Regions from separate parts of the Homo sapiens genome. Here all the other regions are linked to region 1. A link is an interaction called in ENCODE POLR2A ChIA-PET data of the cell type or tissue named here. Cell type or tissue: CD4-positive, alpha-beta T cell. All regions are shown on one strand.

Region 1 (4,000 bases):
GTCTGCCTTCGCCCAGTTGAGAAGCCCATCGTGGATTCGAAGTATGTGGTCACTACAGACACTAGAATCCCCAGATTCCTCTTTTCTTTTTTTTTTCTTTTTTTTGAGACCGAGTGCAATGGCGTGATCTCGGCTCACCGCAACCTCCGTCTTCCAGGTTCAAGCAATTCTCCTGCCTCAGCCTCCCGAGTAGCTGAGATTACAGGCATGCACCTCCACGCCCGGCTAATTTTGTATTTTTAGTAGAGAAGGGGTTTCTCCGTGTTGAGGCTGGTCTCGAACTCCTGACCTCAGGTGATCCGCCCACCTCGGCCTCCCAAAGTACTGGGATTACAGGCGTGAGCCACCGCGCCCGGCCCAGATTCCTCTTTTCTTGATGAATTTGGGGTGAATGGAGATGATTTCTGGAATCAGTTACCGTAAAAGGACAGTAGCCGCTGTGGCGATTTAGAAGTTCATGTTTCCATGGTAGCTAAGCGAGAGGGTTAAATAAAAACACAGCGCCCAACGTGGGGCTCGAACCCACGACCCTGAGATTAAGAGTCTCATGCTCTACCGACTGAGCTAGCCGGGCACTGATTACTGGCGTCTTCTTATATGGAATCATTTTCCACTGACGGAGCGGTTGTATGATCTAATTGCATATTATTGCGTGTGAAAGAAGTTTCAGGACCTAGGACTGGTGGACACGGCAGTAGCCTTTTCATAATAGCTTTTTGCCATGAAGGAATTCGGGGTTTAGAGAGCGATGGGGGCTGCAGAGAGCCAGGAAGTCTCGCGGAGGACTCGGGAATCACGAGTCCTGCCTGAAACCTTAGTGTTTTCCGCACATTCCTTCCACTGAGGGAACCTCCTCACCCACTTCAGAGGAGGGTGCGAAAGAGCCCAAGGAAACTCAGATGAGAGGCGCAAAGACCTCTCTGCAAAGCATTTTAATTCTCCATCCTGGAAGAGGCACTGAGTTCCAGAGTCACAAGGGAAGGGTTCTCTCCTCTGCTCAAGTGAAGGCCAAAAGAACAACCGTGGTCCCAGCTCCGTGGGCCTCCATATCGCTCTAAAGCTTCCCGCCTGGGCTGCTTAGCACCTTGGTGGGCGAGCCGCAGTGTGAGCCAACTGGAACTATTGTTGTTTGAGACAGGGTCCCGCTCTGTCGCCCAGGCTGGAGTGCAGTGGCGCGATCATAGTTCATTGCAGCCTCTACTTCCCGGGCTCAAGCGATGCTCCCACTTCACCCTCCCTAAGTAGCTGGGACCAAAAGCGCCCGCCACCATCTTAAAAATTCTTTTTCTGGCCGGGGGCGATGGCTCAAGCCTGTAATCCCAGCACTTTGGGAGGCCGAGGCGGGTGGATCACGAGGTCAGGGGTTCGAGACCAGCCTGACCAACATAGTGAAACCTCGTCTCTACTAAAGATACAAAAATTAGCTGGGCGTGGTGGCGGGCGCCTGTAATCCCAGCTACTCAGGAGGCTGAGGCAGGAGAATTGCTTGAACCCGGGAGGCGGGGGTTGCAGTGAGCCGAGATCGCGCCACTGCACTCCAGCCTGGGCGACAGAGCAAGACTCTGTCTCAAAAAAAAAAAAAAAAAAAAAATTCTGACATTGTGGGGAGGCGTCTCAAGCTGGTCGCGAACTCCTGGGCTCCAGGGATTCTCCCGCCTCCGAGACTTCCCAAAGCTGCTGGGATTACGTAATGGCGCGAGCCACCACGTCGGCCTGGAGCTATTGTTATTCACCGAATCTGTGGACTGCACTTCCGCGGGGATGCCTTAAGCGAAGGCAGAATTACAAGCATGTGTCACTCTTTTAAAAGTGTTAATTAAAAAAAAAAAAAACCGCCACCCCAGCAAGTTAGAACCACCTGCCGTGACTCGGATTCGAACCGAGGTTGCTGCGGCCACAACGCAGAGTACTAACCACTATACGATCACGGCGAGCCACTAACCAGGCGGCGCGCTACAGCTGGATTTAATGCCTCTTGAAATAGGAATGGCTATTTCGTGCTACTTTTATTTGGCCAGTCCCTGACGTCCGCATCAATCAATTCCAAACTTTTTCACTCTGCAACCTTGAAGCTCCGACACCTGAATCAGTTTCTTAGACTCTAAATCCCTCGATGCCAGCGATAGCACCACCCGCTCCGCTGGGCGGCGGCGGGCCAAGGTCCTGACTAGAGGGCAGAAAGCGTCAGCTGCAACCCGGGACCACGCCGCCTCTCGCCTCTCTCCTCTCACCTCTCTGCCTCCATTTCCCTCTTCCCCCTCCAAGGAATCAAGCTGCTTCGCCCAGGGATGAGAGGGGCAGCCTCGAAGGATTTTTCAAATTACATCTGCAGCCTGTACCACGGAATTGAGGTTTCTCTTCCCAGAATGGTGGAACCGGAAGAAAAACGGAGCTAGTGAGCTGGGGAGGGGATGAGAGCCCCGTCTTAATTTCTTGCTTCCCTCACAGGTACAAGAAGCGCTGTGTACTCTCTGGCATTGTGGGAGCTTGTGCTGACTTCCTCATCTTGACTCATAAATATATCAGAGCCACCTCTGCCGATTCAGAAAAACAAATCCAACCAGCCTCTATTTCAGACACTTCCTTAGACCCCTAGGAGAGTTATTGTTAACTTCCCTAGACCCCTAGGAGAGTTATTGTTTGGACGCCAGCGGCCGAACCCATCAGACGGGCTAGGCGCGCACGTGCAGTTACCAAAATACAGATGTTTACTGTGGGAGGGACAGACCATACTGGTGCAGACCTAGGACACAAAAGTGGTCAAAACTCTTTTCCTGTGTTCCCTACTTTGCTCGGTTTCCAGGCCTACTCAGTCTAAAAAGCTGAAGAGAAAAACTGACACTGCGTTGGCCGGGAATCGAACCCGGGTCAACTGCTTGGAAGGCAGCTATGCTCACCACTATACCACCAACGCATCTGAAATACGCTTGATTCCTTTAGAGTATCAGAACTAAATAATCAGGTTTGTCTTCCCGTTTATTTCTAGGCTAAGCAATTTAGACTGCAGGAAAAACCTACAAGAGGAAAATTAAAAGGAAGCTCTCTGGAATTTCTCCTATTAAAAATTCTGTAGTAGTATCTTGTTTCACAGCTTTAAGAAAAGTCAATTCTAGTTTCCTGGACATTTATTCCACACATGCGCAAAATTACATATGTACAAGACCGTATATGACAGCATTTTTTTTTCCAAAGAGCAAAGGGCTAGAAATAACCTAAGTGTCTATAATAGGAAGCTGGCTAAACTAATTATGGAAAATCCATACAACGGAATGCTATGTGCCAGAAGAAAGAATGAGGAAGTTCTTCATGTCTAATCTGTAAGTACTTCCAAAATATACTGTTAAATGGAAAAGGCAAAGTGCAGAAAGTGTGTATAGATTACTTCCATTTGTACAAGGGGGAGAGAATGTTTAAATATATATACGTATGTATATATGCATGTACTTGCATTTGCATAAAACATCTCTAACATCATGAAGAAACTTAACAGCGGTTACTTCATTAGAGAGAAAATAAATGGTAGAGGTGAAAGGTTTATCAGTTCTGCCCTTTTGTATATTTGAATCCTAAACCATGTAAATATATTACCTTTTCGAAAATCCAGTAATTAAATTGAAAGAAAATACGTTACTGAAGGATATTTATTTCCACTGCAAAGTGTTAGAAATACATTGTTAACCTTAAAAATAGCTGGTGTTGGCCGAGCATGGTAGCTCACGCCTATAATCCCGTCACTTTGGTAAGGCAGAGGCGGGTGGATCACCTGAGGTCAGGAGTTCGAGACCGGCCTCACCAATATGGTGAACCCCGTCTCTACTACAAATACAAAATTAGCCGGGCGTGGTAGCGCAGGCCTGTAATCCCAGCTACTTGGGAGGCTGAGGCAGGAGAATCGCTTGAACCCGGGAGGCGGAGGTTGCAGTGAGCCGAGATCGCGCCACTGCACTCCAGCCTGGGGCAACGACAGCGAAACTCCGTCTCAACAACAACAAAAACAGCT
Region 2 (4,000 bases), 110 kb after region 1:
GTCGAACTCGGCCGGGCGCGGTGGCTCACGCCTGTAATCCCAGCACTTTGGGAGGCCGAGGTGGGTGGATCACAAGGTACGGAGTTCAAGACTAGCCTGGCCAATATGCTGAAACCCCGTCTCTACTAAAAAAATTTTAAAAAGCTGGGCGTGGTGGCACGTGCCTGTAGTCCCAGCTACTCCGGAGGCTGAGGCAGAGGAATCGCTTGAACCCAGTAAGTGGAGGTTACAGTGGGCCGAGATCGTGCCACTGCACTCCAGCCTGGGTGACAGAGCGATACTCCATCTCAAAAAAAAAAAAAAAAAAAAAAAAATGAGGTCGAACCCAATATGTGAAAAGCTAGAGGAAGAGCACCAGGAACAGAAAGCTGCGGGGAGCAGTGGCTCATGCCTGTAATCCAAACACTTTGGGAGGCCGAGAAGGGCGGATGACCGGAAGTCAGGAGTTAGAAACCAGCCTGGCCAACATGGCGAAACCCCGTCTCCACTAAAAATACAAAAATTAGCTAGGTGTGGTGCCGCACGCCTGTAGTCCCAGCTAATCGGGAGGCTGGCGCAGGAGAAGCCTTGAACCCAGGAGACAGAGGTTGCAGTGAGCCAAGATCGCATCACTGCACTCCAGCCTGAGTGACAGAGTGAGACTCCGTCTCAAAAACAAAACAAACCAAGTTGCAAAAGCCCTGGGATGAGAAAGAGCACACCACAGTTGGGCGAAAGAGCAAGGAGAGCTTCATGGGTGAAGGAGAAGAACGGTGGTTGAACAGGTTGAAAACACAGGCAGAGCAGGCTTTGTGAGTTTGAATTTTTATTCTAAGTGCAGCAAAATGCCAAGGAAAGAGCCGGGTGCATGGTTACACCCCTGTCGTCCCAGATGCTTGGGAGGCGAGTTTCAGGCCAGCCTGGGTAGTATAACCAAACCCCTCTAACAAAAAGGGTTTTTAGGCCGGGCGCAGTGGCTCACGCCTGTAATCCCAGCACTTTGGGAGGTGGAGGCTGGTGGATCACTTGAGGTCAGGAGTTCAAGACCAGCCTGGCCAACATGGTGAAATCCCGTCTCTACTAAAAATACAAAAATTAGCCGGGTGTGTGTGTGTGTGTGGGGGGGGGCGCCTGTAGTCCCAGGTACTCAGGAGGCTTGGAGGGCGCCTGTAGTCCCAGGTACTCAGGAGGCTTGAGGCAGGAGAATTGCTTGAACCCGGGAGGCAGAGGATGCAGTGAGCCGAGACTGCACCACTGCACTCTTAGCCTGGGTGATAGAGCGAGACTACGTCTCAAAACAACAACAACAAGGATTTTTAGTAGGTATGTAACCAACTGATTTTTAAAATGATCACAGTACCTACTGTGGAGAATGAATTAGTGTCTCCTAATCGCTTTTTAAATTTTATTTTTCGTTTTACTCTTATTCACTTTTTTTTTTTTTTTTTGAGACAGAGTCTCGCTCTTGTCCCCCAGACTGGAGTGCAGTGGCAAGATCTCGGCTCGCTGCAACCTCCGTCTCCCGGGTTCAACTGATTCTCCTGCCTCAGCCTCCTAGGTAGCTGGGATTACAGGTGCACTCCACCACGCCCAGCTAATCAGCTTCCGTTTCTCGGGTTCAAGCGATTCTCCTGCCTCAGCCTCCCTAGTAGCTGGGATTACAGGCAGGGAGTTTTATATTTAAAAAAAAAATTGATATCTGTCTCACCAACCGTATTGCAACCAAGTCTGTTAGTTTCCTGAAGAGAAATTTGGTGCTGCAGGTTCCAGAAGCAGCTCTTTATGCCCTCACTGCTGATCAAACTATTTTTTAAAAACGCTCCTATCATACACCACGCTGCCTAAAGACAGGGTACAGGCCTGGGATTTTTGAAAGAAAAGGGTTTCTTCAATTACCATTTCCCAGTTTGGGATGAAGAGACGTAAAGAAGCCCTCTAATAAGGAAATTACGCCGGGCCTCACTGTTAATAGTACAGTATTTATCAGCAGCTGCCGCGGTTAAGAGGAAGCCACGGCCCCCTGTAGTCTGTACCTCCTAAGATGGATGATTTAGCTTGCGATCTGTTCAAGATGGCCACAGAAACACTTCCGGTATCTTTCCGCACTAGGCCCGCCCCAATTTGCGTGTTTTTACCGTGCAGAGGGAGGGATTTAGAGTTAGCCTTTGATTGGTCAGCTTGACTGGCGACCTTTCCCCTCTGCGACAGTTTCCCGAGGTACCTAGTGTCTGAGCGGCACAGACGAGATCTCGATCGAAGGCGAGATGGCGGACGTGCTAGATCTTCACGAGGCTGGGGGCGAAGATTTCGCCATGGATGAGGATGGGGACGGTGAGGACAGTGGAGACGGCTGGTGGGAAGCGGGGAAGGTGCGAGAGAAGGCTATAATAGGAAAATTTACTCTTTTTTCCTCGGTCGTAAGGATGGGAATCGAGGAACCGGGTCTTGGGTGGATTAGAGATTCCGCCCCCTTCAGGAGAAGGGAGGGCGTGACCGGGAAGGCACTAAGACTGGAGGCGGTGTGGGTCGGCTTGCTGGTAGTGTATTGGGAAAGAGACGATTGTTACAAATGACTGTCATAGTTACTTATTCTTTTATCTTCTGGGGTTCCAGAGAGCATTCACAAACTGAAAGAAAAAGCGAAGAAACGGAAGGGTCGCGGCTTTGGCTCCGGTGAGTGTGGGGAAAATGGGGTAGAGTGGCCTAGTAGGGCAGGAGCTACGGGTTTTGGAGTCCCCACCCACCTCATAGGAACAATGGGAGAAAGGAGGAGTTTTCGGTGATCTCGTGTATGTCCCTTATAGAAGAGGGGTCCCGAGCGCGGATGCGTGAGGATTATGACAGCGTGGAGCAGGATGGCGATGAACCCGGACCACAACGCTGTGAGTAATAATGGAACCTGTGAGGTATCCGTGTCTGTGGTAGTAGTTAGAAACCAATAAAATAGTTAAACGCAGTAGGAATGGGTTCAGAGATAGCTTAAACAATCTGAGTCCGCACTCACTCTATTCCTGTGAGCCTGCTTAAAGTGTCTCTCATGTACTCATACAACTTCCCCCCGTCCCCCAACAGCTGTTGAAGGCTGGATTCTCTTTGTAACTGGAGTCCATGAGGAAGCCACCGAAGAAGACATACACGACAAATTCGCAGAATATGGGGAAATTAAAAACATTCATCTCAACCTCGACAGGCGAACAGGATATCTGAAGGTATCCTAAGTGACACTTTATTGCCTCCTTTCTTTCATAAGCCTTAGGTAGCATTCGTAGTTCTGTGTTTGCTGTGGTTGGCCAAGAGCAAAGTTGAAATAAAATGACATTGGAAATCTATGTTTTGTCAGACACGCCAAAGAGACAGAAACGGAGATGATGTATATATACAGTAGAGATATATGATGTACATTCATTGTTTAAAGTGTGTAGATTTTTCTGAGTTTAGATTTGAGGAAAAAGATACTCAGTGATACTTGGGGAAATAGGAGGGTTTTCATATCTGTCTTTTCACTTTCCCCAGGGGTATACTCTAGTTGAATATGAAACATACAAGGAAGCCCAGGCTGCTATGGAGGGACTCAATGGCCAGGATTTGATGGGACAGCCCATCAGCGTTGACTGGTGTTTTGTTCGGGGTCCACCAAAAGGCAAGAGGAGGTAAAATGAAGAGGGCAAATACTGTCTGGGTGAAGGGAATACGAACGAAACAGAATGAGGACTTAGTATTATGTCCCTCTAATGGACTCCTCTCCCTGCTTCTTTTTCCCTAGAGGTGGCCGAAGACGCAGCAGAAGTCCAGACCGGAGACGTCGCTGACAGGTCCTCTGTTGTCCAGGTGTTCTCTTCAAGATTCCATTTGACCATGCAGCCTTGGACAAATAGGACTGGGGTGGAACTTGCTGTGTTTATATTTAATCTCTTACCGTATATGCGTAGTATTTGAGTTGCGAATAAATGTTCCATTTTTGTTTTCTACATTTAATGTTACTTTCCTGTCCTAAAATTGAAAGTTCTAAAGCATAGCAAGG
Region 3 (4,000 bases), 73 kb after region 1:
TTCTTTTTATTTTATTATTTTTTTTTTGAGACAGTTTCACTCTTGTCGTCCAGGCTGGAGTGCAATGGCGCAATCTCAGCTCACCGCAACCTCCACCTCCTGGGTTCAAGTGATTCTCCTGCCTCAGCCCCCCGAGTAACTGGGATTACAGGCATGCGCCACCATGCCTGGCTAATTTTTTTTGTAGTTTTAGTAGAGATGGGGTTTCTCCATGTTGGTCAGGCTGGTCTTGTACTCCTGACTTCGTGATCCACCCGCCTTGGCCTCACAAAGTGCTGGGATTACAGGCATGAGCCATCACGCCCGGCCTCTTTTTTTTTTTTTTTTTTTTGAGACAGGTTCTTGCTCTGTCGCTTAGGCTGAAGTGCAGTGCAGTGGCAATTTTGGCTCACTGCAGCCTCGACTTCTCCAGCTCAAGCAACCCTCCACCTCAGCCTCCTGAGCAGCTGGAACTACAGGCCTGAGACACCATGCTTGGCTATTTTTTTTGTAGTTTTTGTAGAGACAGGGTTTTGTCATGTTGCCTAGACTGGTCTTGAACTCCTGGGCTAAAGTGATCTGCCTACCTCAGCCTCCCAAAGTGCTGGAATTACAGGCATGAGCCACCACGCCCAGCCAGAAATGGCTTGCTTTTAAGAATGCTACCAATTCCACTGTAAAAGGACAGATTTCCTTTTTTTTTTTTTTTTTTTTTTTTTGAGAGGGAGTTTTGCTCTTGTTGCCCAGGCTGGAGTGCAATGGTGCGATCTGAGCTCACTGCAACCTCCGCCTCCTGGGTTCTAATGATTCTCCTGCCTCAGCCTCCCCAGTAGCTGGGATTACAGGCATGCGCCAACACGCCCAGCTAATTTTTGTATTTTTAGTAGAGACAGAGTTTCTCCACGTTGGTCAGGCTGGTCTCCAACTCCCGACCTCAGGCGATCTGCCCGCCTCGGCCTCCCAAAGTGCTGGGATTACAGGCATGAGCCACCGTGCCCAGCCATATTTCCCTCTTTTACAGTGGAAGTGTGGAATGCATTTCCTTTAGCTATATATTTCTTATTTAGAATATTTGTAGGATATTGACTAAAGAACAGGTATCAAAAAATTGAATGATCTACAAGAGAGATAAGAGAGTTCCCTTACTAAAGATGTTTACATAGAAGCTGGGTAAAAATTTACTACATAGGGTTTGTAAGAAGGATGCATGGCTCTAGTAGAGGATTCCCTATGATCAGCATGATTTAGCATTGTGTCTGGCATATAGTAGGTGCTCAATAAATATTTATTGAATGAATAAATACATCATTTCTATGGGCCTTTCCAAACTTGAGAAATTGTGATCCATAAAGCCTCCCCTCACCATTCCAGTTCTCCTTGCTTTCTTCCTTCTCTAGATTGTAGAAACAATTATGAAACACTAATATTATGAACCACTAATTTAATGGCTCTTAATTACATACTGTATTGTCTTTTATTGTTCCCTAGTTATGTTAGGAGTTTAAATTCTGCCTCCCCAAAAAGAGTGCTAGTTACCAGAAATCAATTCTATTTAACTAACGTTTATTGGGCACTATATATTAACTACTAGCACCTGTCCTACAAAACCTTCTATTCTAAAAGGCATAGAAACGTTAAAGAGAGACAGTGCACTAAGTGTCCTAATAAAGGTATATACAAAACGCTATCGTAGACGGGGGAACAATTCATTTTGCAAGAAAGGCGGCCCAGGAAAACTACAGGTAGCATTTCAGCTAGTCTTCATAGATAACAGGAGTTTGTCAGGCTCTTGGGATAATATTAATAGATTAGGGGGAAGTTGATGCTATAGCAAAGACAGATACAAGAGGCTGTCTCGTTTTCTGCTTTAATGTCTCTCCCCATGCGCGATAGAAAACTGCCATTCTCTAGTATACAATCAATACAGAAATGGAAGCCCAGGGGAGAAACGGTAGGGAGCCAGAAGGGGGCTGATCCAACAACCTGACGGAAAGCGTTGTCTATTTCGCAGCCTGGCCGGGGTGAACAAGTTTGGCAAGTGTCGGACCGAACCAGGTCAAGCCTTACCTGCTGCCCCTCCCCAAAGCGGAGCCCAAGCCGCGACCAACTTGAAATGTACTGGGCTTCCTCAAGTCGGTGGCGTTCTAAGCCCGCCTCCCGGAGCTCCCTATTGGTGAGTTTTCTCGGCCAATGCAGGAGAAGCCGAGGAGGGAAGTCCGCCCTCTTGAAGCCTAGGAAGAGAAGGAGGGAGGGAGCGAGTACGCCCGGAACCGAAGCTTGCGAAGCGGGTCGCAGAGAGAGATGGGCGTTGCAGAATCAGCTGGGGTCACTTATTTCCGGTCTCACTCCAGATGAAGGAGCCACTAGCCGGCGAGAGTTCACCGAGGGAACGTGACACTCATATCTCATCGAGGGACCGTGTTGAGGGAGCCCCTACAGAGAGGCCAAAGGAGGAGAGGGCCTACGGAGAAATGAACCTCTGTAAAAGCTGCTCTTTAGGGATCAGTCTTTTTGTGACTCTAGCTTCATAGCTTGGTCTCTCCATTACTCCAGCCTTCCTTTCAATCATACACTGCCTCTCTCCAGCACCACCAATGGATACTTCTTTTCTAAAAATGTTTTTCTGTGGGTTGCTGCCGTGTCTGTGAGAAGGTGGGCAGAGGGTTCAAGAAAGGAAGGATTTGGGATCAGCGTACCAGGGTTGGGGAGACAGGGCAGGAGCCCAGCTTTTTCTGCATTTTCCACTACTTTCCACTTCCTGCGAGCTCCTTGGGAAAGCCAGCAGAGTGGAAGGAGGAGTCCTATTTTCACAGAAAGCAGAAACAAGGGAGAAAGGTTCAGAATGGAGATGAAATCTAGGAGTTAGTCAAGAAGAACATCCCAGATGTCAGAGAAAATGGCCTGTAGACTGGGAGGCTGTAGGTGTAGTGGCAAGCTCCCAGTCTTTGCCATAGGACAGAAACATAGCTGTGAAGCTTTGGAGAGCTTGCTTAACCTTATTAAGTCTGTTTCCTCATCTGTAACAAGAAGATGATAGTTCCTATCTTATAAAGTTGTGAGGATTGAAAATAGTGTATGTAAAGCACATGGCACATAGTTGACACGTGTCCAAGAAATAACTAGTAAAAATGGGTAGCTTCCTGCAAATATTTCTCTCTCTCTCCCATCCCCGGGAACATTATTTTCAGTATCTTGCATCTGGGGGGCCTCCAGCCTCTGAATTAGCTCAGGACCCTGAGTGAACTTTTTAAATCCTTAGGATTTTTCTTTTTCTCCCACTTCCCTTGGTGCCTTCCAGCTGGACACAAACTCATTCCTAAAATATGTGGATGGAAGCTATGGTAACCATGGAGACAGGGCAGGTGGCAAGGAGAGGCAGAGACAGTGTGAGAGACCAATAGACAGATAGGAAGAGAGAAGATATAAGGAATGTTTCAGACAGAGATCGTCAAGCAAGATGGAAAAAATAAGACGTCTAAGCAAGACTGAGATTAAAGAGATGCAATGTGAGAGAGTGTATTACAAGGTTCGCTCTTCTTCCTGCCCCTGTCCTATCTCCCTGCCCACAATAATACGGGGTGGAGGCACCTGGAATGTCCCTTGCCTTATCTAAAAGTGCTCCCATATCCACCTTCCTCATACTTATCTAAGAGGTCTACATAAGGGAGCTGAGGTCCAAGTTTCTCTGCGATGGGTGTTCCGTTTTTGAGAGATGGGGCGGGGGTGTATCTGTGTCTGACTCCAGGCTGGACCGTGATCTCCTTCACAATTAAACTACAGGAAGAAAGCCACATCTCTTGCCTCTCTTTGCACAGTATGGACACCGGCTGTGGATCCAAAAAGCCTTTCTACACCTTTCTTACACAGTGTGCCATGTGCCGTGTATGGCAGGTCAGGTCTGGCGCACAGGAGCGCACAAACACACCAAGTGCGGAGAATGGGGATCTGCTGAATCTCAGCGAAGAATCTGGATGATGGTCCCTGTCTGGGTCGCGGAGGAGTCCCCTAAGGAACACTTAGG
Region 4 (4,000 bases), 120 kb after region 1:
AAGGACATGAACTCATCATTTTTTACGGCTGCATAGTATTCCATGGTGTATATGTGCCACATTTTCTTAATCCAGTCTATCATTATTAGACATTTGGGTTGGTTCCAAGTCTTTGCTGTTGTGAATAGTGCCGCAATAAACATGTGTGCATGTGTCTTTATAGCAGCATGATTTATAGTCCTTTGGGTATATACCCAGTAATGGGATGGCTGGGTCAAATGGTATTTCTAGTTCTAGATCCCTGAGGAATCGAAAAGGCAGGCTCTTAACAGATGTAAATTAACATACAAATAATCTTACAGAAGAGAGAGCAGAGGTAGCAGGGTGCGGTGGCTCACGCCTGTAATCTCAGCACTTTGGGAGGCTGAGACAGGTGGATCATGAGGTCAAGAGATGGAGACCACCTGGCCAACATGGTGAAACCTCGCCTCTACTAAAAATACAAAAATTAGCCGGGCATGGTAGCGGGCGCCTGTAGCTTCTCGGGAGGCTGAGGGAGGAGAATTGCTTGAACCCGGGAGGCGGAGGTTGCAGTGAGCCGGCAAAAAAAAAAAAAAGCAAGCAGAGGCTTACTCCCTGAGAATTAATGGCTAATGGCCCCCAAGCGCACCCTTTAACTCATGCTATGGACCCAAATCCCTGTCCTGCCCGGTCCTGAGTCCTAGGTCACTCACCTGGGGGAAGGCAAGCAGGAAACTAAGTCCCCAGGCTGCCCCCAGAAGTTTCCTTACACCTGAACGGGATCCAAGCGGGTTGAGTACTGCTGCCTGGCGGTCCAATCCAATGACCACAGGCAGGAAAGCTGCAGAATACGTGGCCATTAGTTTCAGGAACATCAGTGTCCGACATGCGATGTCCACAGCCAGCCATTGAACAGTGATATTCCAGGTGGCATCTAGGGGCATAACCACAAAAGTGACTAGTAAGTCGGCGGCTGCTAAATGGATGAAGAGTCTCCTGACCGGAGAGGGGCGGAGCTGGCTGGGTTCCCGCCGTGTCACTGACCACAGGACTGCCAGGTTCCCTCCAGCCGAAGAAACAAACAGCACAATGGTCACTCCCACTCGGACCTTGGCTGCTGCCGAGAAGGTGGGCAGCTCTGAGCCCTCCACCTCCACTCCTGATCCAGCCCAGACCTCCTCCCCCGCTGCTGACCCCAAGGGGTGCCGTTGCCTGCAGACATGGTGGCCTGGAGAGAAACTGAGGAGGATGAAGTGTGGGTATGAAGCGGTTAGCTTTGGCCACTGATTCTTCGCCCTCCTTTTCAGGATCTGGAGCTGATTATTGCGAATTTCGTTCACTAAAGCCTCTGCTTCTGGAGACTCTCCATCTGTTCTGGAGGAGGTCACTTGTTCAACTGTCAAGGTTCTGCAGGGAACGAAGATCTGGTACCAATCACGCTCCTTTTTCCTTGGACAGACCAGCCTGGGCTTCAGGCCTCTACTGACCTAGACCTCTTTAGCCCCTACAGCCCTGGATTCAGTCGGGGCCTGCGTGCATGTGTATTTGTGAGGTTCTGCCAGGCGCACACCTATGCCGGCGGCCTCCAAGACGTGGAGATCACTGCGGCGCTTTCTCGCCCCGCCCCGGCCCCTGCAGGCCCCGCCCTTGGTCATGAATATTTAAAGAAGAAGGTGCCGCTGGAGGCGTGCTAGGGAGTAGGGGTCGTCTGATAAGGGGAAGCTGTGACGCAGACACGCACAGTAATACACAGATGGAGGCTCAAAAGACACGAGTTTCGCGTCCTGAAATTCCGCTTCCAGGGCCAAGCTTTCTTTTCTGATACTGTTTGTCCCTCGCGAGGCACCGTTGGGTCGCGCAGTAGGCGTGACTAGGGGCGGGAAGTGGGGCGGGAGCAGGGCCGCGGAGCCTGGGCTGCGGCTGTCATGGACGCCTGGGTCCGCTTCAGTGCTCAGAGCCAAGCCCGGGAGCGGCTGTGTAGGTGCGGCCCGAATAGGAATGGGGGTGGGGCGGGGGAGGGATGGACAGAGGAAGACTCTAGTGAGGCGAAGTCAGTTTAGGCTACAGGGGGGTCAAGAAGGGTCAACTCCGGCTACGGGGGCCCGAACGGACCGTGAGGCGCAGATTTGAGCCGCTGTTGAGATGATTCCTTTCCGTTCGCGGAAGAGATGGGGAAACTGAGGCATGAGTGGGCCAGCGGGGAGGCCGCTCAGGGTTGCTGTGTCCACATAAGACCGACAGTGTCCTCACTGGGCGGTGATGGAATGAGGAGCATTCGCCCCACGGTGGATAGCCCCAGACTCTGCCCCCAGAGCTGAGGAGGCACTCCCAGTTTCCGTGTCCCCACACCGTGCTGCCATTCGGGAACTCCCCTGCCTCCGCCCTGGCGTTTGGTCTCCATTCAGCTAGAGGGCCTTGAAATCTCTCAGTTCACCTATTCTGAGGAATAAAATGCCCTCCAACTGTCTGCCTCCCCCTCATCGATCACGTACATGCTCACGCTGATGTGCTTGTGATGGACCCCTGCGGCCTGCACTGGCCCCTTCAGGCCTCATCATTGTCAAATCTCTAATTTGCTCAACATTCAATAGTGCTCCCCACCCCTTTCTAGACTCTTTTTTCTCCTTATGCCTTTCCCTTCCTCTGGCCTGGAGAAATGGTGAGATATGGGCATGGAGGAGGAAGGGGAGTGTTCTCAAACTGGGAAAGGGGGAAGTCTGTCTGTGCCTTTTGGAAGATAGTTTTGAGCGGAAGGTTAGGGAGGTCTCCACCTTACCTTGCCTGCCCTCTCCTCTAGGGCCGCCCAGTATGCTTGCTCTCTTCTTGGCCATGCGCTGCAGAGGCATGGAGCCAGTCCTGAGTTACAGAAACAGATTCGACAACTGGAGAGCCACCTGAGCCTTGGAAGAAAGCGTAAGTAACTCTGTCTTTCCTTTTATCCCCCAACCTTTCCTCCATCCCCAGCTCACCTTCCTTTGTCCCTCCTTCCTGTACCCTCTCTGTTCTTCTTTCTCATTTGGCTCTGCACTTACCCTCTGCATGAGTCCAGTTGAGATAAGAGAGCAGGGGTATGGAAGTAATTAGGCGGACTGGAGAGAATGGGTCAAGTTTGAGAAAACTAAACTGGCACAAAAATTAAATTTGAAATTGAAAAATGGACTGTTTCTGCTCTTTATTTTTTATTTTTTTGAGACAGAGTCTCTCGTCCAGGTCAGAGTGCAGTGGCGCAATCTTGGCTCACTGCAACCTCTGCCTCCCAGGTTCAAGCAATTCTCCTGTCTCAGCCTCCTGAGCAGCTGGGACTACAGGTGCCCACCACCATGCCGGGCTAATTTTTGTATTTTTAGTAGAGATGGGGTTACACCATGTTGGCCAGGCTGGTCTCAAACTCGTGACCTCAGGTGATCCACCCACCTCGGCCTCCCAAAATGTTGGGATTACAGGCTTGAGCCACCATGCCCAGCCTGTTTCTGCTCTTTAAAAAAATTGTCATTATTATTGCTCAACTTTTGCCCTCTTGCTTTCTCTGTTTCTGTTTCTTGTTATCTGCCTCTCCACTTACAAATCCTTGCTTTCCCTTTCTAATCTCCACAAGTTCTACGCCTGGGTAACTCAGCAGATGCCCTTGAGTCAGCCAAAAGAGCTGTTCACCTATCAGATGTTGTCCTGAGATTCTGCATCACTGTTAGTCACCTCAATCGAGCCTTGTACTTCGCCTGTGACAATGTCCTGTGGGCTGGAAAGTCTGGACTGGCTCCCCGTGTGGATCAGGAGAAGTGGGCCCAGCGTTCATTCAGGTTTGATATCCTGTTCTCCTTTAAGATTTTTTTTTGTAGCCTCTATATTGCATAGCTTGTCTTATATGAGGGAAAGATATCTTAGGATCTTTCCAGAGTATATAAGTCTTGATCAGTCACTTGGCTTCCAATCACTTAGATCTTAAACTATCGGAGAATATCAAATGGGGAGAGATGGAAGACAGATGCTCTTCCATAATGAATGACTAATATTGTGCAAGGTAAGATATTATATCACTTTA
Region 5 (4,000 bases), 58 kb after region 1:
CCAAAAGCTGTGGGATTACAGGTGGGAGCCACCATGCCCAGGATAGGATTCTTGACAGAGAACCTACCCTGCCTGGGGCCAGTGCAGCCCAGGCTGTGGACATGGCAGCAATCTGTTCAACATAAGCCCTATCAGGCGAGTAGTACTGGGCTGAGCAGCACTGTGTAAGTCCTCTGTAAATGTTTGCAAGCAGGCGCTGGGCACGGTGGCTCACGCCTGTAATCCCAGCACTTTGGGAGGCCAAGGCAGGCAGATCACAAGGTCAGGAGTTCGAACCAGCCTGACCAACATGGTGAAACCCCGTCTCTGCTAAAAATATAAAAATTAGCTGGGCATGGTGGCGTGCGCCTGTAATCTCAGCTACTCAGGAGGCTGGGGCAGCAGAATCACTTGAATCCAGGAGGCAGAGGTTGCAGTGAGCTGAGATCGTGCCACTGCACTCCAGCCTGGGCAACAGAGTGAGACTCCATTTCAAAAAACAAAACAAGACAAAACAAAAAAAGTTTGCAAGTATGGCCTCAAGCCCTAACCTCTCAGGGGTTCTTCCAAAGTGAATAGGAGCCGTGACCCTGTTTACTAGGTCTTGGGCTTCAGGCCTGCCTGATAGTACCTATGGAAAGTAGGGGAAAGGTTGATGGAAACAAGTCTAGCTCATGCCTGGAACCACTTCAGAATCTGGGAAAGCTGCTGGGTCCTGTGTCCCTGGCTTTGTCCAGCAAGGTCACCTGCAGACAGGGCAGAGTCCAAGAATAGTCTGATCTTCCTGACACTTTGAAGTAATACAACTGATCTCAAGTGGTCACTCCAACCTTTGTCCTCATTTCCCCAGTTTCATGGGAAAAGGATGTGTGTGCATAGGATGTGTGCTGCTTTTCCAGAATCTTCTTTGTTCCCACTCTTTTAAGTTCCCAGGCTGACATTGTGGGCTTTATGGGGTGGCTATGCTCCCAACACAGACACATATAGTTGACCAGGTTAGGACTTGGTGTGTGTATGTAGGGAACAATGCAAAAGGAAAATTTTCAATAGCTTTTACTTTTGTTTTTGCTGATCTCTCCCTAGCTATAATCACAGGCTGAAGTACAGCTATGGGAAACCCGTTACAGGTCCCCTATTTCCTTCCTGCCACTCAACACAACACCTCAGGAGGACTAAAAAAAAAACACATCAATCATCATAAATTGCTCAATGACTCTAGAATGTTCTGTTTCTATTCCTGTTTCCTTCACTGCTTCTACTCTTTTCTTCTTTTCTTAGAGGCGGGTTCTTGCTTTGTTGCCCAGGCTGGTGGTGCAATCATATAGCTCACCGCAGCCTCAAACTCCAGGGCTCTAGGGATCCTCCTGCCTTAGCCTCCCTAGTAGCTGGGACTACTAGGGAGTGCCACCACGCTCAGCTATTTGAAATATTTTAAAATATTTTTGTTGTAGAGACAGGGACTCGCTTTGTTGCCTAGACTGGTCTCAAACTCCTGGCTTCAAGCAATCCTCTTGCCTCAGTCTTCCAAACTTCTGGGATTACAGGCTTGAGCCATGGCACCTGCCATTGCTTCTATGTAAACACTAACTAACACACCCAAACTAGGCTTTTAAGGTGCTTTCCCTCAATGGAGTCACAGTCTTTCTTCATTCTTTACAATGGGGTCAGACATATTCAACCTTAGATTGACAGTCTCTATCACTTGATGCTGTAGGGAATTCAGTCGGCCTGCCTGAATGCAGTTGGGGAATTTTTTGAAGGTTCTTCTATACCCCATCTTACGGCTTTCAAATGCTCAGCAGGGTTGCTATGATAGCATGCCTTCTTATTCAGTTCCTATTCTGGACACGCAGCTTGCCCGTGACTGTTGCATGTCAAGTGGCTGGAACCAATCAGCTTATCTAAGGCTTCCTCAGAAGCCAATCAGAGCCTCGGAAAGTGACCTCACCCAAGGGAGAGCTCTGTGGGCGAGAAAGCATCTCTCAGATCTGTGAGTGTCCCTAAGTCACTCCCTTCCTCCCCACCCTCCTTACTTCCTGTAAAACAACACCACACCGCCTACCTCCCTTCCCCCAAAGAAAGGGAGTGAGAAAGGCTAACTAAATTCCACAAAGGGAAGAACCAAAAGAGAAACTGCAACTCAGCCACACACTGGTTTCTGTAACTGGAGAACAGGATATTTAGGGGGACTTGCTCTGCACAGACATACCTTTCAAAGTGGCATCTCCAGAGTCTGGAAGAGGAGGGAGTATGGTGAATAAGTCAGCTCCTCCTCCCTCCTCATACCTGGTTTTCTTGCCTTTCCCCACAAAAATAGCTGTAATCATTTTTTGTAAATAAGGACAAGATCAAGGTCAAGTGTGGGAAAGACAGGACCTATGTCCTTGTGAACATGTGTGAACAGACACAATCATGTCCTTGTGGCCTGAGGACCAGAGGCTCAGAAGTCAGCTGTACTGCAGGGGGCGTAGGCTGTTCTCTACAATTTACTTTGCATTGCCCTACAGATGAGGCCTTGAATATTCCTTGGCTGGGCTCGATTGTGAATATGTGTCCCACCATGGGGGTAGAAGGGAAGGGACAAAGGACAAGCGGGCTGTAGGGCTGTAACCCTCCAGTGTGTCACACCAGACCCGGCTTAGTTAAGCATTTCCTTCATTCCTCCAGCCCTCTGTCACCAGGCCTCACCCACAACAGAGAGACAGATAAAAACACTTTATTTAAAAGTATAAAACCAGGCTTACTCCTTCAAACTGCTCCCACCCCTAATTATCTCCACAAAGAGCTATATAAATTGGGCAGGGGTATGTGTACAGTCATCTCAGCTCTAACAACCCCAGTTCTTCTTTCAATTCTCCTTTCTCCCTTCATACAATTGAGATGTTTGTCCTTTGCACTTTCCCCAAGATAGCAAAGGTGATACAAATGTGGAAGGAGGGGAAGTGTAGAAAATAAACTGTCATCATCCTCTATTCCCATCTCCAGGGAACAGACAGATTATATGAACTCTGACCAAATGATTTGCTTGTCTGAAGAAACAAATAATAGGTACAGTTACTCTCTGTATCCTAAAGAAAGACACGAGGGTCCAGAGTCCTTCTTCAGTATATAGCCTCGTCCATATTGTCATCACTGTCACCACCAAAGTCCTCTCCATTGTCAAAATATGACATGATGTAATCAGTTTCCTGAAATGGAAAAAAAAAAAGTAAAAGTCAATTTGGCATTCACCTTCCTTCCTGTGTACCAGACCCCTTTCCTCTCAGTCACACCATTCCAGGCCTGAGACATCTCTTCCAGCTGTAGTTTGTAGAAGGGGGGCAGATGAAGTAGAGAGAAGCCCCTACCCTGGGGGGCACTATCTCTGTTGGCATGCCAACCCTCTGAGGAGAGCAACCCTAGTATAAAGAGGGTAAAGGGAGGGGGACTAAGGTGGAAGGAGTCCCCTTCACCTCTTCATGTTCTTCTTCATCATACTCTTCTTCTTCCTCCTCTTCCTTCTCTTCTTCTTCTTCTTTCTCCTCATCCTCCTCTGAAGTTACTTCTTCTTCCTTCTTCTCCAGGGTCTCATGTGGGGATGAATAGGAATAGAAACTCAGGTTCAGTTCACAGAAGGGAAAAATTGAGGCACACATGGGCCAAGAGAGAGGGAATGGATCCAGGGCTCAGGAGGTCTCTATGCACACTTCCTCCTCACCTCTAGTTTCTGTATTGTTTCCTCCTTATCTTCTGTGGTCTTAGGGGGCCTCTTGGGGAGCAGAATTGTAATCCCTGGTGGAGGGATCAAAAGGTAAACCTTCAGAGAGCAAATTTTGCCAGCTTTATAGCCCATCCTCATGCAAAGAACATGTCACTCTGCTGCCCTCATGTGGCCACTATGACATCTAGCAACAACACTTGGTAGATTGGGTATAGGAACTGGGATGGAAGGTGAGACCAGCAGCAGCCTCGGCCCTCAGGCTGATGAAGGAAACCTCTCTTCTCCCTCCTTTTTTCCAGATACACTCACGTTCCTTCTGTA
Region 6 (4,000 bases), 80 kb after region 1:
GGAGCCAGGGCGCTGAGAGGAGTGAGAGGAGCCAAGGAGGGTGGGGATTAGGACCTTAATGGGATAGGTGGGAGAACCAGCTCACACACACACCACGAACAAAGGGATCTCTTGCATGTGCTCATGGGTGCACAGTGCACCCACACATGGTTAAACATGTGTCCATAAGCACAGTACTCTTATTAGCAAGAAAGAATAAGTACTCTATTTACTGGGTATATACACACATGTATTCATGCCCTGGTCATTTCACATGCATATGGGATTACTTGTGTACCTACAGGCACAGCATATCAATAAACACACAGGGCTAGGGTCCCAAACTCTCTTGCATTTGTTCAGAAGCAGTAGGGAACCCTTACTTATGGGCAGTCTCCGATGTCTTTGCCCTCCTGCAGAAGCAATCCCTTGCTTTCCATGTATGCCCTGAAACACAGCCTATCATGATTTTGCACACTCTCTCCGTGGACATCCCAGCCCATTCTGCAGGTCTTGCTTCTTTCTCCAGGCCTGGCTCCTTATTCACACCCTGCTTCTAACCCCAACCACTTTTCAGGATATCTTTTTCACTCTTCTTGGGGGTTCCTGCAGCAACCCCCAGCCTCAGTTCTGCTGCTGTCTTTACTGCTCTCAACTTCACTTCTCAACTTCCTGCTTTTTATTCCCACCCTGTTCCTCCAACAACTACAACAGATTGTCTCATTTTCCCAGGGGGTGGGTCATGGGCTCTAAGCTGCTCTTCTGTCTGTCTGAGCTTATGAACACCCCCACAGGTAGAAGTGGGGAGAAACCCTAAATCACTCCTCTCTCCACTTGACATATCAAATAAATGTGTTCAGAAGTCTCTGTTTTGTCACTTCTGCCTGGAGGTGTGGGTATGGGGAATGAGGAATGGGGAGGGAGGGTAACACTAACTTATAGCTATAATTATCCAAGGGATACTTAGCTGTTCCAGCCACCTTCTTTCCAAGAAACCAACTTTTCTATAGAGAAAAGGCAAGTGTCCTGTGTCCTGAAGATTTTAAGGCATTTGACAGGATTTCATTTCCTCCAGTTTCCTCTATGTCCAACCTTGAATTCTTTAAGGTTCCTACAAAGAGTTCCTCCCTCCATCATCAGCAGATATATCCCAGTAGATTAACTGTCTCCTTTTGAAACTTCCTATTTCTTGACTACTCACAGTTTTTATTCAGGGTCTAATTTTCATTTCACCAAGTGTGTTTCTTCTATTTTCTTCTACTTCTGGCCTCTATTTCCCCATCTTTGATTTCTGAGCCACTGTAGGAGAGATGGGGGGAAGCAGTTAATATAATCTCACCTAAGCAAAAATGGCCTGGTGACCACATGATAAAGGGTATGTAGAGTGTGTGTGTGTGCATGTGTGCAAGTGTGTGTGTGTGTGCAAAGTAATCAGAGGAACCCAGTCTGACATATTATACCAACAAGGGTAATTTTCTTAATTCCCCCAACTGGACTTCTCAGTTTGCTAATTTTCTGCATGTATCCTAACTCTTTCTCACTCTAATGGGAGGCAAAGAGACTTGCCCATCCCACTCTCTCTTATTCCCTTCCTCTACTTAGAATAAGTGAACTCAGAAATTTACCCAACAATGTGGCATAGTAAAAAGATAAAAATATTGGGAATCAGAACACCTATGCTTAAACTCTGAATTCCACTTTGCCATCTCTTAGCTATTTAATTTTGGCCATTTTTCTAGCTTCCCTCAGCATCTGTTTCCTTATCCCTAAAATAACAAAATCTAGTTAGTGATTGTGATTGTAAATAAGACATGCACTACAGTACATTGCATAGTTTATGTTCATTAAATGTCAGTATCTTTCTTGCCTTAGCTCCACCACCAATTGCATATGATGTTGGACAAGTCGAATTACTTCTCTGAGCCACAATATCCTCACCTGCAATCTGTGAAATGAAATGGTAGGACAAAATGATCTCTACTCTGTCTGCAATCCTCCCCAATCTTGCATCTAGGCCCATTTTTTTCTTCAAGCCCAGCCCCAAGATTCTGTCCTGCTTTCTAGTGCTTGCCACAGGACTCCCAAAGACGCGCCGAAGCTCTGCGTCTGCCTTTCAGAGGATACGCTTTTTCTCTTTGCAATTGGTTCTGAGAATCCCCACCCTCCTCAATAATTTGCCTATGGCGGAGCAGGAGCCCTCCAGCTCCCGCCCCATCACTGGTGATTGGCATGGGACCTAGCTCGTCCCCGCCCCCACTTGACTGAAGGTTCGGCCCTGGCACCGCCCTGAGTCCCCAGGCGCTAGCTGACTGGGGTGGTTGGGACCGTTAGCTCGGCAGGCTGGCAGGCTCCGGGGCGCTACTCCATTGGCGGCCGGGATGGAGACTATGCGAGCGCAGCGGCTGCAGCCTGGTGTGGGCACCAGCGGGAGGGGCACTCTCCGAGCGCTGCGGCCCGGAGTGACTGGGGCCGCGGCCGCCACCGCCACACCCCCTGCGGGCCCCCCGCCTGCCCCGCCGCCTCCCGCACCGCCCCCGCCGCCGCTGCTCCTGTCTGGGGCCCCAGGACTACCCCTGCCCCCCGGCGCCGCCGGCAGCCCGGCAGTGCTGCGAGAGGCCGTGGAGGCCGTGGTGAGGAGCTTCGCCAAGCACACGCAGGGCTATGGCCGAGGTGAGTCTGCGGGTCTGGCCTCCTGCGCGACACCCTCTGTAAGGGAGCCTTGCTCCCACAGTCCTCCGGATCGCTTTTCCTGGCGTGGAGCCCTCACATGCATTTCCTTTTGGGGAGTTTCCTTCTGGGCTACGCACACGCACAGACGCACACACTCATACACACGTTTAAGCCTCCTACCTCCTCCCCTTTACTGAGTTATTAATATATTCTCCAGGGACTCTTTTTCAGATACAATCCTCTTTTCTTCCTAAGCTTTTCTCCTTTAGAAATGGAATTCCTCCTCCAGCTTAATACCTTAACATCTCTCTGCCTTTGAGAACCAGTCCTCATTGTGTGGGATCCTGTCTTTTATTTCAGATCCAATTTCTCATCCATACCCTCTCAGTCTTTCCTCTGTGATCTCTGCAATTCCTGGACTCACCTGTTAATTTGCTCCAGCCCCTTAACCTTGACTGTTAAATTCTTTACTTACTTACCTTCACTCTGAAATTTCAGTGCAACTTCAGATTTACTGGGGAACTAGGTAGTGCCTTCACAAGTCACTCATAGTAATTGTGTATTTAAATCCGGACCTGTACCACTGAACTCACAGCAGCTTCCTGTGGCTCAGTACCTTACTTTGGTATCTTTTTTAGTATGGAGACTCACAACTCCAGCCTTTCTGTCTGGCTGTGTTTTCCTGGCCCTTGCCCAGGAACTGAGGATAAATCCCAGGCCTTGGCTCTTTCAATGTTAAATTCTGTGGAAATGTGCCAGGTTAGAAACTCTATTTCAGTTAGAAAACTTCGTTAATTTCTGGAAAGAGGGATGTGAGGGTTTTCTTTGTTGTTTTCGTTTAACTAGGGTAGTTTCCTGTCTGAGTTTGAGTTCCAGATTTATAGTGTAAGTAATAAGGAATATATAGTGAAGGGTGTGGAATACAGAATTTAAGCCTGGAATTTACAAGACATCCCTTCTGTCTGCTTGGCCAGGTCCTGCCTGACCTGGAAGTGACTATATCTTTAACTTTCTGTTTAACAATAATACAGAGAAAAGTTACAGGGCTTTTCTGTAGATTTTCTTTTTTTAAGAAAGTTTAGTGAAAAGAGCACACACAGGCTTTGGAGATCTTTGTCACTTACCAGCCAAATCTTTGGGGAAGGGACTTAATTTCACTGAGCTTCAGTTTCTTCAAGGGTTACAATATGGATTGACTGAGACATTGCAAATGACATATAACCTAAAAATGATTATTATCTCAAATTTGTTGGTTCATAGTTCCTTAAGTAGAACATGCTTCACTTTTTCCCACTCTTAAATCCTAATAATGTAAACCCAAAAATTCCTATGAAAACAGATTTTTAGAGCC
Region 7 (4,000 bases), 180 kb after region 1:
TGGCACCTTCAATCTTTGGCCTGGGTAGGGTCTTATGAGGAGGATTATACTGAAGGCTTAAGCTAAATAAAAGGATTTTTCCTATTTATTAAAGCCCTTTTTTGGTGTGCTGATTATAGGTTTAACATGTCTTGTCTCTGCTGCTAGACTGTGAACTCCTGCAAGGCTTTTATGTCCTCAGCACCTAATGATCCCTGATAAGCACTCAAATATTTATTGAACAAATTGCAGCCAACTATAAAATGCTGTGAGTTTCTCAGTATGTAGTGCGGGTACATTTCCCTTAAGTTGGTATTTTCTGGGTCAGGCGCGGCGGCTCACGCCTGTAATCCCAGCACTTTGGGAGGCCAAGGTGAGGCGGGCGCATCACGAGGTCAGGAGTTTGAGACCAGCCTGGCCAATATGGTGAAACCCTGTCTCCACTAAAAATACAAAATTAGCCGGGCGTGGTGACGCAGGCCTGTAATCTCAGCTATTCGGGAGGCTGAGGTAGGAGAATTGCTTGAACCCGGGGGGCGGAGGTTGCAGTGAGCCAAGTCGCGCCACTGCACTCCAGCCTGGGTGACAGAGTGAGACTTGGTCCCCCCCCAAAAAAATAAAAAAATAGGTATTTCCATGGATACAGAAACAGATTTAATTTGGTGCCTGCATGTGAGTGATCAGCTTGGTTGGGATGGGGCCTCTGGAGGGTCCAAGGCTTTGGAGGAAGGAGAGTGGGTAGGCAGTTCAGAGAGGGACAGAAAGATCCCTTTTGTGGGTAAGAAAACCCCTCTGTTCATCTTCAGCTACACCAAAGGTATGGGGGCTCTGGTGGAGGTATTCTGCACGTGTATCTAGGGTAGTTACTGTTAGGTACACTTTGGATTCAGTACCCCAGGCTTTGCCCTAGGGAGGGACAGTTGTCATTTCAAGGAAGACTGCTTTATACTGTCAGATACCTGGTTCACACCGGCTTAGCAGCAGTGTGCCACCACCCCAATCCCATACGTAAGCGTTGAGGGGTCACAGAGGTAGTGAGAATGATGGGATCCAAGGATCTCGTCTCTCCAGATCCACTCACACCAGGAGTTAATCTCTCCAACGTCGAGCTCTGAGTCCCTCCCTCTCTCGCCCGAGCTCCGCCCCCCTTCCCTCTTGGCGGTCCTGGCGGGCTTCCCCTGGAGGGGGCGGCCCCAGCCCGAGCGCTAGGCCGGGCGGAGCTCCGGCCCGGGCGGAGCCGCGGCCGCCGCGTCCGGCTGCTGGACCGAACTTCTGCCGTGCGGACAGCAGGAGCAGCGCCGAGCCCCATTCCCCCACCTCTCCAGCTCGCCCTCTGAGCCTCCCGAGCCCTCTCTCCATTTCCCACAATTGTGCTGGTAAGTCCCGCTCCCCGCACCAAACTTTTTTTTGCTGCCGAGTTTGAGTCCTACGATCGGACCACGAGCTGCACTGTAGTTGGTGTATGGGGGAGGAGGAGAGGGTGAATTACTGAATGCCGACTCCACGGCTTCCCTAAGACGGATCAGCGCTCGCCCATTTCCCGAGTTGGAAGACCTCTCGATTTTAGTTGATTAAACTTATGCAGAGATGGAGATGAGGGTTTGCGCTCCAACTTCGCTACCCCCTCCCCCATTTCTCTGAGCTCTAGCAGTTCCCGATACTTTCCCTCCATCTTTCAAGTATCTTTGGCTCCCTAAAAGCTTGTCCCCTCCCAACTCTGCCGTGGCAAAGCCCCCCTCCACCAGGCACTTCGGGCCCGCCTCCTCCCCGTTGCCCTAGGGACCCCGCGATCTTGGGGGCCATACACTCCCTCCGGGGCTACGCGTCCTGCCAACCGGCCGCAGACGTGTAGCTGCTGGGTCGGCTGTGGAGGGAGGGGCTCAGGCTGGGGCTTGTCCGAAGCCAGGCGGGCGGGGCCGGGAAGGGGAGGTATAGGGGGCCGGACTGGGCGGAGCAGGCGGCATTTGCGGCCGGCGCCAGGGTGGAGAGTTGTGCGCCGGTCCCTGGGCCTGAGCTCCGGCTCCGGCTGGGGCGCCTGCGATGTCTCAAGATGGCGGAGCTGGGCGAATTAAAGGTACCGGCCCCCTCCCCCCATCCCCATCTGGACTCAGCCCGGCGGTACGCCGTGTCCGGGAAGCGACCGAGACTGGGTGCCGGGGCTCGGGTGGGCGCCGACGACGTGGCAGGCACGAGCTGCTGAGGATGGGAGAGAAGTAGCTGAGAGCGAGGAAGGGGCTGCGGCGGGGCTCCGGGGGCGGGGCTGCGGGGCAGATGTAGGGGTGGGGCCGAGGGGAATTGCAGCTGTTGGGGGCTGAGGCGCAGGGGGCGGGGACGAGGGGTAGAAGTCGGATTTAGTAGTAGGGGCGGTTGTTGGGGTAGGGCCAGGGGGAAAAGGTGCTGTAGAGGCACTGGGGGCGAGTCGATCAAGGCCAAGAGATGCAACAGTAGGGGGCACATGCAGGGATGGGACCGCGGGGCAGACGTAGGGGAGGCTCCGGGGGAAAGGCAGCTGAGAGGATAGGGTCTTTGGGGCTACTCTCGGGATCCGAGCTTTGGGAAATACCAGTAGGCTGCTGAGATGCAGGGGGCGGGGCTGTGCGGGCCGATACCTCGAGGGGTGGGGCAGAAGCATCCTGGAGGCTCAGAGGAAGGTCCTGCCGTAGTGAATCGCGGTGTTTGGGAAGAGGCAGAGGCATGTGAAACTATGGGATAGAAAGGTGGGAAGTTATAGGGGAAGCTAATGGAGAAAAAAAGACAGGACAGAGGAGATAAGGATGGGGAGAAAGAGGAGCAAGTTTCTCATCACATTCCATAAAAGGGGTCCAAGACAAAGCCTCCTATGAGAAGAATTGTGTAGGGCTAGCAAGCCCTGCACATGACAGGATCTCCTAGAGATTCACAGAAGGGAGTCTTCTAAGGAGAGCGCTCCCCTCCTGCTACATAGAGTTTGGAGGGTGACCACATCTGAGGACATCTCATAGAACCTCAAACTACCGAGTTCATCCGCCTGCCTCCTGGTTTTCTTCTGCCCTTTGAAATGGGAGCTATGGTCCTGGGAAGGCTGGAGGTCTAGCCACTGGGCCCAGCTACCTTCAGGGGATTTGCGATTCTGTGCCCTGACTCAGAGGCTTTTCCTTCATCCACCCAGGGTCTCTGTTTAGAGCTCTGCCCTCTCCTCTTCCACCCCTATAGGGGGGCGCTGTAAGTTGTAGAGGAGTATTAATTTCTCTGTGTAGGAGAGATGCCAGATTATGGTTCCTGGCAGATAGAGTAAACAGGCAGGATACTTGGACTCAGTGATTCACTGTTAATCTCCCCGACCCAAGTTTTGGTCCTGTTTCCCTTCCAGAAAAATAGGACTAAGTTGTGGGGAGGGGGTGGTTATATAAACGATTCCAAGAAAGGATCTGGGGAAGTTATGAGCATTGAACCCTGACCTGAAAACCCTGGCCACAGAAGCTTCAGAGGCTTGGGGGAAATAGCTGAGGTGAATTAAGGTGGTTGGGAGGGGTGGGCTGAAGGGCACAATCCTCCAGCCACCTAGCCCCTTTCTTCCCGTGGGGCTGTCTGGCTTGAATCCTCTTGTCTCTCCCTCCTTCTCCCTGTCTCCTATCCTGTTCCCAGGAGGCTGGGATGGGTTTGAGAGTCTGAGAAAGGGCAAGAGAGGAGATAAGCAGCTTAAAGCAGAGTCCAGGGATGGAGGCGGGAGGCTGCATGGACTCGGAGGTGTGTCTGAGGGTGGCTTGCTGTCTGCCATTCCCTGCCCCACTCTGGCTGCTTCCAGGCCTGGGGAAATAGTGTTGCTCAAGCTCGGGGGTGGTGGTGATGATGCTGACCTGATGGTTGCTAAAGTGGGACTGAGATGTCCCTTTGGATAGGTCGACTACCTGGCAGTAATCCACTAGCTGCGAAGCATCATCTTTCCCATCAGTGCTGGAGAGAAAGGCACTGCCCACCTGGTAGCTCAGCCCATGTCTTGGCAGGGCAGGCCTGTGCAAGGGAGGATGCTCAAGCTTCTCTG

What was found. ChIA-PET counts read pairs that join two places held together with the same protein. Peaks named below come from ENCODE experiments on the same cell type or tissue, not always from the same donor. Only the 100,000 strongest peaks of a DNase experiment are listed, where the experiment ranks them.
Region 2: POLR2A ChIA-PET joins it to region 1 with 28 read pairs; 22 of 35 experiments call an interaction of 5 or more read pairs at or near these places.
Region 3: POLR2A ChIA-PET joins it to region 1 with 82 read pairs; 28 of 35 experiments call an interaction of 5 or more read pairs at or near these places.
Region 4: POLR2A ChIA-PET joins it to region 1 with 26 read pairs; 22 of 35 experiments call an interaction of 5 or more read pairs at or near these places.
Region 5: POLR2A ChIA-PET joins it to region 1 with 52 read pairs; 30 of 35 experiments call an interaction of 5 or more read pairs at or near these places.
Region 6: POLR2A ChIA-PET joins it to region 1 with 11 read pairs; 24 of 35 experiments call an interaction of 5 or more read pairs at or near these places.
Region 7: POLR2A ChIA-PET joins it to region 1 with 64 read pairs; 27 of 35 experiments call an interaction of 5 or more read pairs at or near these places.

The regions. Positions count from the first base shown.
Region 1 is chr1:146,035,975-146,039,974 of GRCh38, reverse strand. TRG-TCC2-1 (tRNA-Gly (anticodon TCC) 2-1) reads right to left here and starts at 2,914; the gene lies at 2,843-2,914. It overlaps TRH-GTG1-1 (tRNA-His (anticodon GTG) 1-1), which reads right to left and starts at 1,931; the gene lies at 1,860-1,931. It overlaps TRK-CTT2-1 (tRNA-Lys (anticodon CTT) 2-1), which reads right to left and starts at 574; the gene lies at 502-574. RefSeq lists silencers at 1-41, 424-593, 1,814-2,013, 2,754-2,943 and enhancers at 804-913, 442-1,108, 2,464-2,513. In CD4-positive, alpha-beta T cell, no CTCF peak of the experiment used is centred here; DNase peaks (open chromatin) are centred at 594, 1,824, 2,454, 2,884 and 2 weaker places; H3K4me3 peaks cover 3,532 bases; H3K27ac peaks cover 1,422 bases.
Region 2 is chr1:145,925,670-145,929,669 of GRCh38, reverse strand. RBM8A (RNA binding motif protein 8A) reads left to right here and starts at 2,186. Exons shown (of 6, transcript NM_005105.5): 1 at 2,186-2,310; 2 at 2,593-2,652; 3 at 2,784-2,861; 4 at 3,052-3,188; 5 at 3,493-3,629; 6 at 3,743-4,000. The coding sequence starts at 2,244. The coding sequence ends at 3,788. LIX1L-AS1 (LIX1L antisense RNA 1) reads right to left here and starts at 2,839. Exons shown (of 3, transcript NR_147182.1): 1 at 2,724-2,839; 2 at 2,201-2,606. RefSeq lists enhancers at 1,930-2,079, 2,320-2,369, 2,172-3,111, 2,051-3,250. In CD4-positive, alpha-beta T cell, CTCF peaks have their summits at 2,221 and 2,421 (motif pointing left); DNase peaks (open chromatin) are centred at 2,109 and 2,459; H3K4me3 peaks cover 2,146 bases; H3K27ac peaks cover 2,304 bases.
Region 3 is chr1:145,962,815-145,966,814 of GRCh38, reverse strand. It overlaps ANKRD34A (ankyrin repeat domain 34A), which reads left to right and starts at 2,240. Exons shown (of 4, transcript NM_001039888.4): 1 at 2,240-2,631; 2 at 3,278-3,505; 3 at 3,847-4,000. It overlaps POLR3GL (RNA polymerase III subunit GL), which reads right to left and starts at 2,125. Exons shown (of 8, transcript NM_032305.3): 1 at 2,047-2,125. RefSeq lists an enhancer at 2,229-2,398 and a silencer at 2,714-3,008. In CD4-positive, alpha-beta T cell, no CTCF peak of the experiment used is centred here; DNase peaks (open chromatin) are centred at 2,154 and 3,594; H3K4me3 peaks cover 2,799 bases; H3K27ac peaks cover 2,223 bases.
Region 4 is chr1:145,916,575-145,920,574 of GRCh38, reverse strand. It overlaps PEX11B (peroxisomal biogenesis factor 11 beta), which reads left to right and starts at 1,858. Exons shown (of 4, transcript NM_003846.3): 1 at 1,858-1,942; 2 at 2,759-2,874; 3 at 3,557-3,758. The coding sequence starts at 1,887. It also overlaps the pseudogene GNRHR2. RefSeq lists enhancers at 1,123-1,222, 1,273-1,332, 1,713-1,812, 1,611-2,158, 2,159-2,705. In CD4-positive, alpha-beta T cell, no CTCF peak of the experiment used is centred here; DNase peaks (open chromatin) are centred at 1,034, 1,734 and 2,294; H3K4me3 peaks cover 2,282 bases; H3K27ac peaks cover 1,809 bases.
Region 5 is chr1:145,977,528-145,981,527 of GRCh38, reverse strand. It overlaps POLR3GL (RNA polymerase III subunit GL), which reads right to left. Exons shown (of 8, transcript NM_032305.3): 5 at 3,989-4,000; 6 at 3,677-3,750; 7 at 3,432-3,545; 8 at 2,680-3,167. The coding sequence ends at 3,081. Among named protein-coding and RNA genes, the nearest start is that of POLR3GL, 15 kb to the right of the region's middle. RefSeq lists enhancers at 1,263-1,332, 1,553-1,642, 2,093-2,232, 1,594-2,235, 2,243-2,292 and 2 more. In CD4-positive, alpha-beta T cell, CTCF peaks have their summits at 2,435, 3,635 and 3,838 (motif pointing left); DNase peaks (open chromatin) are centred at 1,127, 1,907, 2,437, 3,837 and 1 weaker place; H3K4me3 peaks cover 3,248 bases; H3K27ac peaks cover 3,552 bases.
Region 6 is chr1:145,956,285-145,960,284 of GRCh38, reverse strand. LIX1L (limb and CNS expressed 1 like) reads left to right here and starts at 2,268. Exons shown (of 6, transcript NM_153713.3): 1 at 2,268-2,649. The coding sequence starts at 2,358. It overlaps ANKRD34A (ankyrin repeat domain 34A), which reads left to right. Exons shown (of 4, transcript NM_001039888.4): 4 at 1-844. The coding sequence ends at 16. RefSeq lists silencers at 2,214-2,303, 2,334-2,613. In CD4-positive, alpha-beta T cell, no CTCF peak of the experiment used is centred here; DNase peaks (open chromatin) are centred at 2,214, 2,744 and 3,184; H3K4me3 peaks cover 2,809 bases; H3K27ac peaks cover 1,693 bases.
Region 7 is chr1:145,857,020-145,861,019 of GRCh38, reverse strand. PIAS3 (protein inhibitor of activated STAT 3) reads left to right here and starts at 1,939. Exons shown (of 14, transcript NM_006099.3): 1 at 1,939-2,053. The coding sequence starts at 2,030. RefSeq lists silencers at 1,133-1,342, 1,813-1,902. In CD4-positive, alpha-beta T cell, no CTCF peak of the experiment used is centred here; DNase peaks (open chromatin) are centred at 1,139, 1,979, 2,289 and 2,539; H3K4me3 peaks cover 2,667 bases; H3K27ac peaks cover 319 bases.